Linked DNA regions of Homo sapiens: region 1 is linked to region 2. Evidence: read pairs that join two places in POLR2A ChIA-PET (ENCODE). Cell type or tissue: MCF 10A. All regions are shown on one strand. Links, peaks and the distances in the headings refer to the core of each region. The heading gives the core; the rest is flanking DNA.

Region 1 (4,388 bases), core at 115-4,114, 120 kb before region 2:
GATCTTTTAAAAGAACAAGATTTAGATTTTATTTTCTCTATTTATTTCCTGTTTACAGTTTTGTTGGTTTCTGCTCTAATTTTTATTATTCCTTTTCCTCTGCTTGCTCTGAGATTAAATTGCCCCTTTTCTCTAGTTTTTTAAGGGGAAAACTTAGGTTATTAATTTTAGATCTTTCTTTTTTAAAATATATGCATTTAATGATATAAATTTCCCTCTAAGCATTGCTTTCACGGCATTCAACAAATTTTGAAGATTTGTATTTTCATTTTCATTTTCTTTTTTTTTGAAACAGTGTCATGCTCTGTCACACAGGCTGGAGTACATCGGCACGATCATGGCTCACTGTAGTAACCTCAAACTCCCGGGCTCAAGTGATCCTCCCAGCTCAGCCTCCCGAGTAGCTGGGACTATAGGCTTTCACCACCATACTTGGCTAATTTTTTCTATTTTTTTCGTAGAGATAGGTCTCACTTTGTTGCCCAGGCTGGTCTCGAACTCTTGGGCTCAAGCACTTCACCTTCCTCAGCCTCCCAAATTGCTGGGATTATAGGCGTGAGGCACCATGCCCAGCCTCATTTTCATATATTAAAAATATTTAAAAATTTCTCCTGAGACTTCTTCTTTGACCTGTGTGTTACTTAGAAGTGTGTTGTTTAATCTCCAAACATTTTGGGATTTTCCAGCTATCTTGCTGTTACTGATTTCTAGTTTAGTTCTGTTGTGTTTTGAGAACATATTTATACAGGAACAGGATTCTATCCTGGACATTGTTCATGTTACGCTGTAGAGGCTCTGGTTTCTGTTAGTCCTCCGAAACATGTTGATTTCTTTCTTTTTATTAGGCAATTAACTTCAAACTCTGCTCTTCGGTGGCAGCTCAAACCTCAGTTCAGTTATTTTCCTCTGCTAAAGTATTTTTCATGCATGTGTGGTTCAGGGAGCAGTGAGAGATTTGGGCAGAGTTTACAGATGGGATCTGGAGCCACCCCCTTTCCGAGCCTTTCCTTTATGGCACTCCCCACTTCACTTTCCAGTGGCTGTGGTTGCTCTAAACTTTGTACTCTGATTCTTTAGGCCAGAAAGACCGCAGGTTCCCCAAGTGTGCTCTGCTGACTGCAGCGCACCTTCAAGATCAAAGCCAGAAAAACAGATAACTCACCATATGTCATGCCCTTCTTCCAAGTGTTGACTCCCAGCCAGGGCCTACTTGCTTTTATTCACTCTTCAGTGCCTCGCGTTGGTTTTGGGTTTGTTTTGCTTTTTCGTTTTGTTTTGTTTTTGTATTTTGTCAACACTTTCTATCTGTGGGATGGTCAATTCAGTAGGATCTTAGTTCTCGTGGAAGAGAAATCCCCCAACCCAAGTCATAGAAAGGTAACGTCACTGACCTGTGGCCACTCAGCTAGCAAATTGAACGGGTATTCCAACCCAGGACTAAGCAACACCAGTCTCCTCCGCCCCCAACCCCACATACTTTTTATTATGTGGATCTGTCTTCCATCTCTTATTTGTCAAAAGTCCCAGAACTACTTACTCTGACTTTTCTCTTTGCATAAAATCCATCCAGATTTAGGAAGAAGTTTTATTTATTGCCTTTTGTGCATTGTCTCTCCTGTGAAAGGATGATGATTAAAGTGCCTCGGCTTTGAAGTTAAAAATACCTGTGTTCAAATCCTGCCTCTGATATATATGTGATCTTGGACAGGTCGTTCCAGTTTCCTTATCTGTAAAATGGGGGAAACAATAGTATTGACCTCAAAAAATGGTGGTGAAGATTAAATGAGATATTTCACATGAAGCTCAAAGAACGGTGACTGACCTCCAGTAAGCAGTCAATAAATGAGACCTCAGGGGTTTTTCCTACTCTGAGGTAGGGGAGTACTCACAGTGGGATGCTCCATCAGATATTTTTCCAAGAGGAGGGTACATCAGGGGCCTGAGCCCAGGACACTGTTTGAGAGGCTGGTCCTCTTGGGATGCCAGCCTTATTAAGCTGGGGCTGCTGTCATGTCAAATGGAGTAGCACAGGAGCCTAGAGTGGTCCATGTTTTTCGGGGAAAGAAACCCAAGCCCAGAGAGATTCAGCTCCCATCTGAGATCTGTGCAGAGCTGGGAGTGCAGCCCAGCTCCCCTGAGCTCTGCTTCCAAAATCAATGGTATTTTTCTTCTGTTGAATGCCCATGTTCCTCACCGGGGGAGCTTCGGGTGCAGGGCCTGGGCGCAGGGTGGGTGTGGGTGGCTCTCAGAGGCCAGGGGGCCCAAGAGGAGGAGCTGTGAGTACTGCCATCACAGAAGGTGGATGAGGAGGAGATTTCTGTTTTATTTTTCTCCAGCAGGCTGGAACGATTTCTAGAAGGAACACAAAGAGAGGCGGAGAAGCCACTGAAGAAAGAAAGAAAGGAGTAGAGGCTGGGAGCAGGGGGCGGCGTGGGGAATGCAAAGGAGGAAGAGGGGAGTGGCTGCTGCTGGCCGGAGCCGGCGTCTCTGGTTTTGGTCTGGCCGTGGGCCAGCAGGCAGCGGACAGCACAGCACGACGGGCTTGGAGAGCTGGCAGGGCGCTGCGACAGAAAGAGGACGCCGGTCAGGGTGCTGGGGGAGGGGACCCTCTGCCCACCCAACCCCGCCTGGCCAAGGAAATGTCCGTGTAGTGAGCAGTGACCACATGATGCCCTTTCACCCGCCTCACATGTTTAATTAAAAAAACAGAAAAACAACCTCCTTCTAGACAGTCTTATGGTCTCTGTTTTTAGATGGTGTCACAAGGCTCAGAGAGGGTAAATGAAGAGCCCGAGGTCACCCAGCTTGTAGGTAGCAGAGCGGGGATGCTCCTCACCCTGCACGGAGCAGCCTGTAGCATCATAAGCTGTTGCTTGCCCTGACGTGGGGAGCCAGGGGGATGGCGGACTTCTCAGGTTCGTTTCTCTGCCCACACCTGGCAGGCTGTCCCTGAAAGCTGTCCTCTTTCATCATTTATTCAGCCATTCATCCATTCATTCCTGAGCATTCGAGGCTGCGTGCTGAACCCTGGGGGACCACAGTGAACAAGCTAGATACCACCCTTCCTGCGAAGAGCTCGAGGCCAGTGGGGGTCCCTAAGGAGAGCCGGGAACATCAAACCTGCGGATTGGGAGTAAATATTAAATCCAGTTCCTCTCCCCGATTTACATGCACACACACGCACCCGCACAGTCCCTTCATCTTCTGAGTGTCATGGGAACGGGGACTTCTAGCCCTCGGCGGTGGCCAGCAGCACTGGCAGCCGCCCAGCCGCAAGGGGACGCTGTGAGGGCAGCGAGCAGGATTCCCTAGGCCCTCGCCCCCTGGTGGCGGCAGCGGCTCCTGCTCTGCTCACCACGCCCCTCGGTGATTTCTGGCCCTCCCCCGCCCCGGTTGAGCCTCTTGGGGGCCTCTTGGGTCACCACTTCTCTCCCTTCCTGTTCCAGCCCTGTGGGGAGGGCCTGTTGGCCTTCACCTAGGCCATGCCCTGGTGTTGCCACAAAGCGCCTTGGAGGCCGTATCTCACCAGCCGGCAGGAGGTCCCTGCATCAGGCCTGGGCCTCAGACACATTCTCTCCTGTGATCCTCTAGCCAGCCTCTCCCCCGTCCCCCCTTCTGATGAGCCAAAGGTTCTGCGCCATGCATGCTCAAGCTGGGACTGCCGCTGTCCTGGACAGAGACCAGCTCTAAATCAGGCAATTTAGAGCCAGGCGTGGTGGCCTGCGCCTATGGTCCCAGCACTTTGGGAGGCCCAGGCAGGAGGATTGCTAGAGCCCAGTAGTTCAACCAGCCTGGGCAACATGGGGAGAACCTGTCCTACAAAAATGAAAATAAAAATATTAGCCAGGCGTGGTGGCCAGCACCTGTAGTTCCAGTTACTCGGGAAGCTGAGATGGGAGGATTGCTGGAGCCTGGGAGTTGGAGGCTGCAGTTAGCCGAGATTGCACCGCTGCACACCAGCTTGGGCAACCAAGCAAGATCCTATCTCAAAAAATAGACAAATTTTAAAAATCAGGCAGTTTAGGTGAGACTCAACTGCCAGTCAGCTGAACTTGAAGCTAAGGCTGTCTTCCTCAAGTTGATCTCTTTTCTGAATGGCAAATCCTGGGGAAAGCAAGGGAGCAGTGGATTTGGATCTTTTAGCCTTCTGCGGTCCAGGGATCCGAGTTTAGGGGAGGTAAAAGGAAGACAGCAGACGCAGCAATTGCATGCCAGGCACTGTGCTGCTGGAGCTCCTCAAACGGTTTCTCAGTCCTGACAATGACTCTACAGTGGGACTTATTTTCTGTCTTTTACAGAGGAATAAATGGAAACTCAGAGAGGTTAAGTAACTTGCCCAAGGGCACACAGCTAGGAAGTGGCAGATGTGGGATTCCAGCATCAGCTCC
Region 2 (4,388 bases), core at 138-4,137:
GCTTGTTGGGACCTCATGGGCCAGTGGTCAGGCCCAGCATTATGAATCTCTTTTGGCCAAGTTCCTGGGATAGGCCTGTTTCTTCTTTAATAACTGCAGTGTGAAACAAGTCTTATTTTGAGTAAGAGAGTGAGGCCCCGGGTGGCGTTTTTGTGTTTGCCTAAGGGAGATGCCTCATCTCCAGCCACCCAGATGTGACTGGAGAGAGCCATGATGCTGCTTTTGTTTGTCTCTAATTACACTTAATAAGATGGGGGCAAGGGAGGAAGGCATAAGAGTGCCATAGAAACTCCAATTTCCCCTAAAATTAGAAACCCTGAAACTCATGAGTTGAATAGAAAAACCTAGATAATTTGCCGCCCCCTTTCTCTATTTTGTTCACCTTGCTGGCTGATTCTGCCTGATTTTAAGTATTTGAAATATGTCTCAGCCAGATTTTCTGGTCCTCTTTCCTCACCTCTCCCCTCCCTTCCAACAGAAGGGAGGCCCCCATGTGGTCTTCTTGCCTAGCTGGGCCTCCTGTGCCCCAGAGCGAGAATCTGAGAACGCAGGAATTGGGTTGGGACTGTGGGAAATTTGCATGTGCCATGGTAACCAGCAAGGGGATCCTGGGGGATCTCAGGTTAATGATTAAGCCCTGAGCCTTCATTCAAGCCAGGCAGTGGCAGTGGCCCTCAGGATTTGCAGCCACCTGCCAAACGCAGGGCCTCTTACTTCTGTTAGCTTTTCAGGCCGAGTGAAGATGGAAACTGTCTTGGAGGGATACCGAGGGGCTGGCCGTGTGCTAGTGAATTTGCTAGCAGCCACAGCCCTGCCGTGTCCTCCTCTGAGATGAGAGTGTGGGCCAGCAGGTTAGAACTCTGAGGTTCAGCTTTCATCAATTGCACTCAGTTTTAAAAGCTCACATTTGTCTTTCTTTTTGCGTAAGCAGAAAGCATCCGACCCTTCCTGCTCTGGTGTTTTCTAGGGGCAGCAGTAAGTGGGCTTTTCCTCCTTCCCTGTTGGGCAGGAGAATGCGGAGCTGCTCATTAAAGTCAGCAGATGAGCAGATATTTGGTCTTCAGCTCTTTCATTTCCACCTCTTTGCGATATGAGACAGCAGACGTTCCCAAAAAGGGCTTGCGGTTTATGTTATCGGTAACCCATTTCATTCTTCCAGATGGTGAGTGAAGGACCTTAAACTCCATACAGAGAAACAGAGGCTGAAGCTGGGGAAGATTGAATAACCAGTGCCAGGGTGGGCTTCATCCTCTTATCGTGGGACCAGCTGTCCCAGTGACTTTCACTTGTCGGTACTGCAGTCCTTTCTGGAAAATGTCCTGGGACAAGGATGGTGCCCAGATGTGGCTGCATTAATTACTGTAAACCCCATAATGAAGAAGATGTCTCCTTACAGCCCCCTTTCAGTCCTTGAATGGCCTCTAGGAGAAAGTCTGAATGTGACCTCCCTTTCTAAAAAGCAAGGAGTGGGACCAGGAGGAAACAGGCCGCAGGATCCCGGCCTTCTGCAGGCAGTGGGGCCCCAAATATATAATAATGTTGTTTTGTTTCAGTTATGCTTGTTTTTATGGAAATCTTCTGTATGGCACAGATACTAGTGTCTCCTTTATGGCAATGAGATAGTTTCTTTTTTAAAAAGTGAGTAGATTTAAGAGAAAATATTAAATAATAGTACTGGTGGCATATGCCAGACTTGATGAACAGCCCATGTTTGAGAAACCCTGTTTGGCTGCAGCAACACATGTGCAGCAAGGAGGGCCAGCAGTATTGGTGAGGAAGCTCCAGGAGTGACTGAGAAAGAGATCTTACTGGAAAGTCTGGCAGAGTCAGTGCGTGCACAGCAAGACCGTCACGGTGGCAGTTTCTTTCCGGGATGGGCAGGCAGGTTTGTACAGGTTTTGCTGCAAAAATGAGGAGTGTGTGTGCATGTGCATACTGTTTTTTCCTTCAGTAGCAGTAATATTTTACCCTTAAAAATGCCTCTTGAGGCTGGGAGCGGTGGCTTATGCCTGTAATTCCAGCACTTTGGGAGGCTGAGGCAGATGGATCACTTGAGGTCAGGAGTTCGAGACCAGCCTGGCCAACATGGTGAAACCCCGTCTCTACTGAAAATACAAAATTTAGCCGAGTGTGGTGGCGGGCGCCTGTGGTCCCAGCTACTCGGGAGGCTGAGGCAGGAGAATGGCATGAACTCGGGAGGCAGAGGGGCGGAGGGTGCAGTGAGCCGAGATTGCACCACTGCACTCCAGCCTGGGCAATAGAGTGAGACTCAGTCTCAAAAAAAAAAAAAAAAAAAAGGCTCTTGACCAACCAACTCTACTTACACACAACTTGATGTGACAATTCTATTTAGATAATTTCAACCACAGGGAAACAGCTCAGGAGTTTCCAAGTAAAAAGCCCAATGGGGAAAATCTCCTTTTCAAATTCTCCCACTTTCCGGACAGTCCAGTGGTTCTCAAACTTTTGTCATTGTCAGCATTGCTTGGGGAAGCTTATAGAAGATGGAGGACCCACCCTGCTGCACCCAGCTAGGCCTCTGTGCGCTGTTTCTCCCAGGGTGATCCCGATAACACTAGTGTTTGAGATCGTGGCCCAGGTTGTGAGTCCCAGCCCTGGCTGCCATTAGAATTTCCTGGAGACTGTTAAAGCTATTGAGGCCTGGATCCCACCCTAGCAAAGCCCCACTGGAATCTTGGGGTGGGGCCTGGGCATTGGAATTTTTAAAATGCGCCTCAGGTGATGCGGTTGTGTGGGCAGGTGGAGACTCACTGGCTTTGATGGAGACTCTTAGGGAAACTTTAACGAACATGTGGGAATGCTTTGAGGAAGAAGCAAAGGGCGGCATGAGGCACTGAAAGAAATGAGTGCAGCTGCAGAGGAACCCTCAGATCTGAGTTAGGTTTTGAGGACTTCTATGAAAAAATGGAATTAGAAGTCAAGTAAGCCAGGGTGAGTGGGAGAGCAGCACCAGCCTGTTGGTTTTAGAGCAGGGCCAGGAGGGTTAACAGCTTCAGGATATGCCAAGGGCATCAGAAGGGTTCTTGAAGATTTGTTCAGAGCAAGAGGAACAAGGGTGCGATCAGCCTGAGGCAGAAGCCAAGCAATACACCATTAACTCAGGGAGGTGGAGGGAAGCAGCGCCTCTCTGTTTTCTGTTGGGCCCCTGGGCAGCAAGTGTAATCCAACCAGGAGCAAGAGGGAACTGAGGCAGAAACCACAGTCTGCTTTAAATGAAGTCCACCCCTAGGACTTATTTTCCTGGGCACTTGGGAACCTGGTTATTACCATCACAGGGTGGTTTTATCAGTCAATTGAAGTAGCTAAGAAGGGAGATCAAGGCACCGGACAACCAGAGGGGGCAAAAATTATCCCAGCTTTTGGGAAATTAGGAAAACGTGAATTCCAGAAACTATAGTCTGCTAAGGCTGGGCTTCATTTCTAAGAAATTTCCAGAAAGCATTATTAAAGCAGTTGCTTTGTGAGCACATGTTGAGCCCAGTCTGGGTCAAAGTGATGGCCCCTTCCTATTTTCAGAACAAGGTGTGCCAGGCTAGCCAGGCCTGTTCTGGTAGGTGGCAGACAGCCGGCCCTTGGCAGAGCTATTGGCAAGGCACTCATGATGTCATCTTCATGTGCTCCCCACAGTGAAGATGGGTCTGGCTCTCAGGTAAGCCTTCAATAATGTGTTAGTGAAAATCCTGTGGAGAGACGGGGACTGAATGAACTATTGTGTGTCAGAGTTTAAAATTCATCAGCCACCACCAAAGCAGAGGGGGTGTACGAGGCCTTCTGTTTGGAAGGGTGTCAAAGGGAGTTTGTTGCAAAGTACTGACTGTGGCAAGCACATGGTTCATTTGAGTGCCTGTTATCTGAGGCTGGTCTGGGAGGACTGGCAGCGATTGTAGGGTGGAGTCACCTGCCACATCTGCACCAGTGCTGCTGTCATCTTGAGAGTGGACTCGTGTCAGATGGGAGAAGGCACCTTCGGCGTCTGCCGTTCTGCGTTATGGCATCACCTTGGATAAAGGCACATTACTGGAGACCCAGGTCTGGGGGAGCTGAGCCAGGATGGATGACCAGCAAGCTTATAAAGAGTGCAGGGGTCAGTGGGACAAGGGAGGTTCCGTGCAATGCAGTGGGTGTAAAGCTTTGTACCTGGTCAGAAGCCTCCTAGAAATGAAACCCTTGAAGCCTTCCCTTGAGCATTAGGGTCCAGAGTGGCCCTAGTGATCTTTAAGATGATGAAAGCTGATGTTAGAAGTGATGTTCCCAAGGCCACCCAGCTGCTAAGGGGTAGCTGTGCAAGTACTGACGGGATAGTGTAGGTTTGATGGTATGAAAAGACAGGTTTCAGCTGCTGTCATGCTCCAGAAGGCTCTATGGAG

The links. ChIA-PET counts read pairs that join two places held together with the same protein. Peaks named below come from ENCODE experiments on the same cell type or tissue, not always from the same donor. Only the 100,000 strongest peaks of a DNase experiment are listed, where the experiment ranks them.
Region 1: POLR2A ChIA-PET joins it to region 2 with 6 read pairs; 3 of 35 experiments call an interaction of 5 or more read pairs at or near these places.

What each region holds. Positions count from the first base shown.
Region 1 is chr17:27,377,865-27,382,252 of GRCh38, forward strand. No RefSeq gene overlaps it. Among named protein-coding and RNA genes, the nearest start is that of LINC03146, 48 kb to the left of the region's middle. In MCF 10A, for the core only: a CTCF peak has its summit at 3,288 (motif pointing left); DNase peaks (open chromatin) are centred at 2,497 and 3,327.
Region 2 is chr17:27,496,061-27,500,448 of GRCh38, forward strand. All of the region lies in intron 1 of KSR1 (kinase suppressor of ras 1), which reads left to right. Among named protein-coding and RNA genes, the nearest start is that of KSR1, 42 kb to the left of the region's middle. RefSeq lists an enhancer at 704-753. In MCF 10A, for the core only: no CTCF peak of the experiment used is centred there; a DNase peak (open chromatin) is centred at 1,841.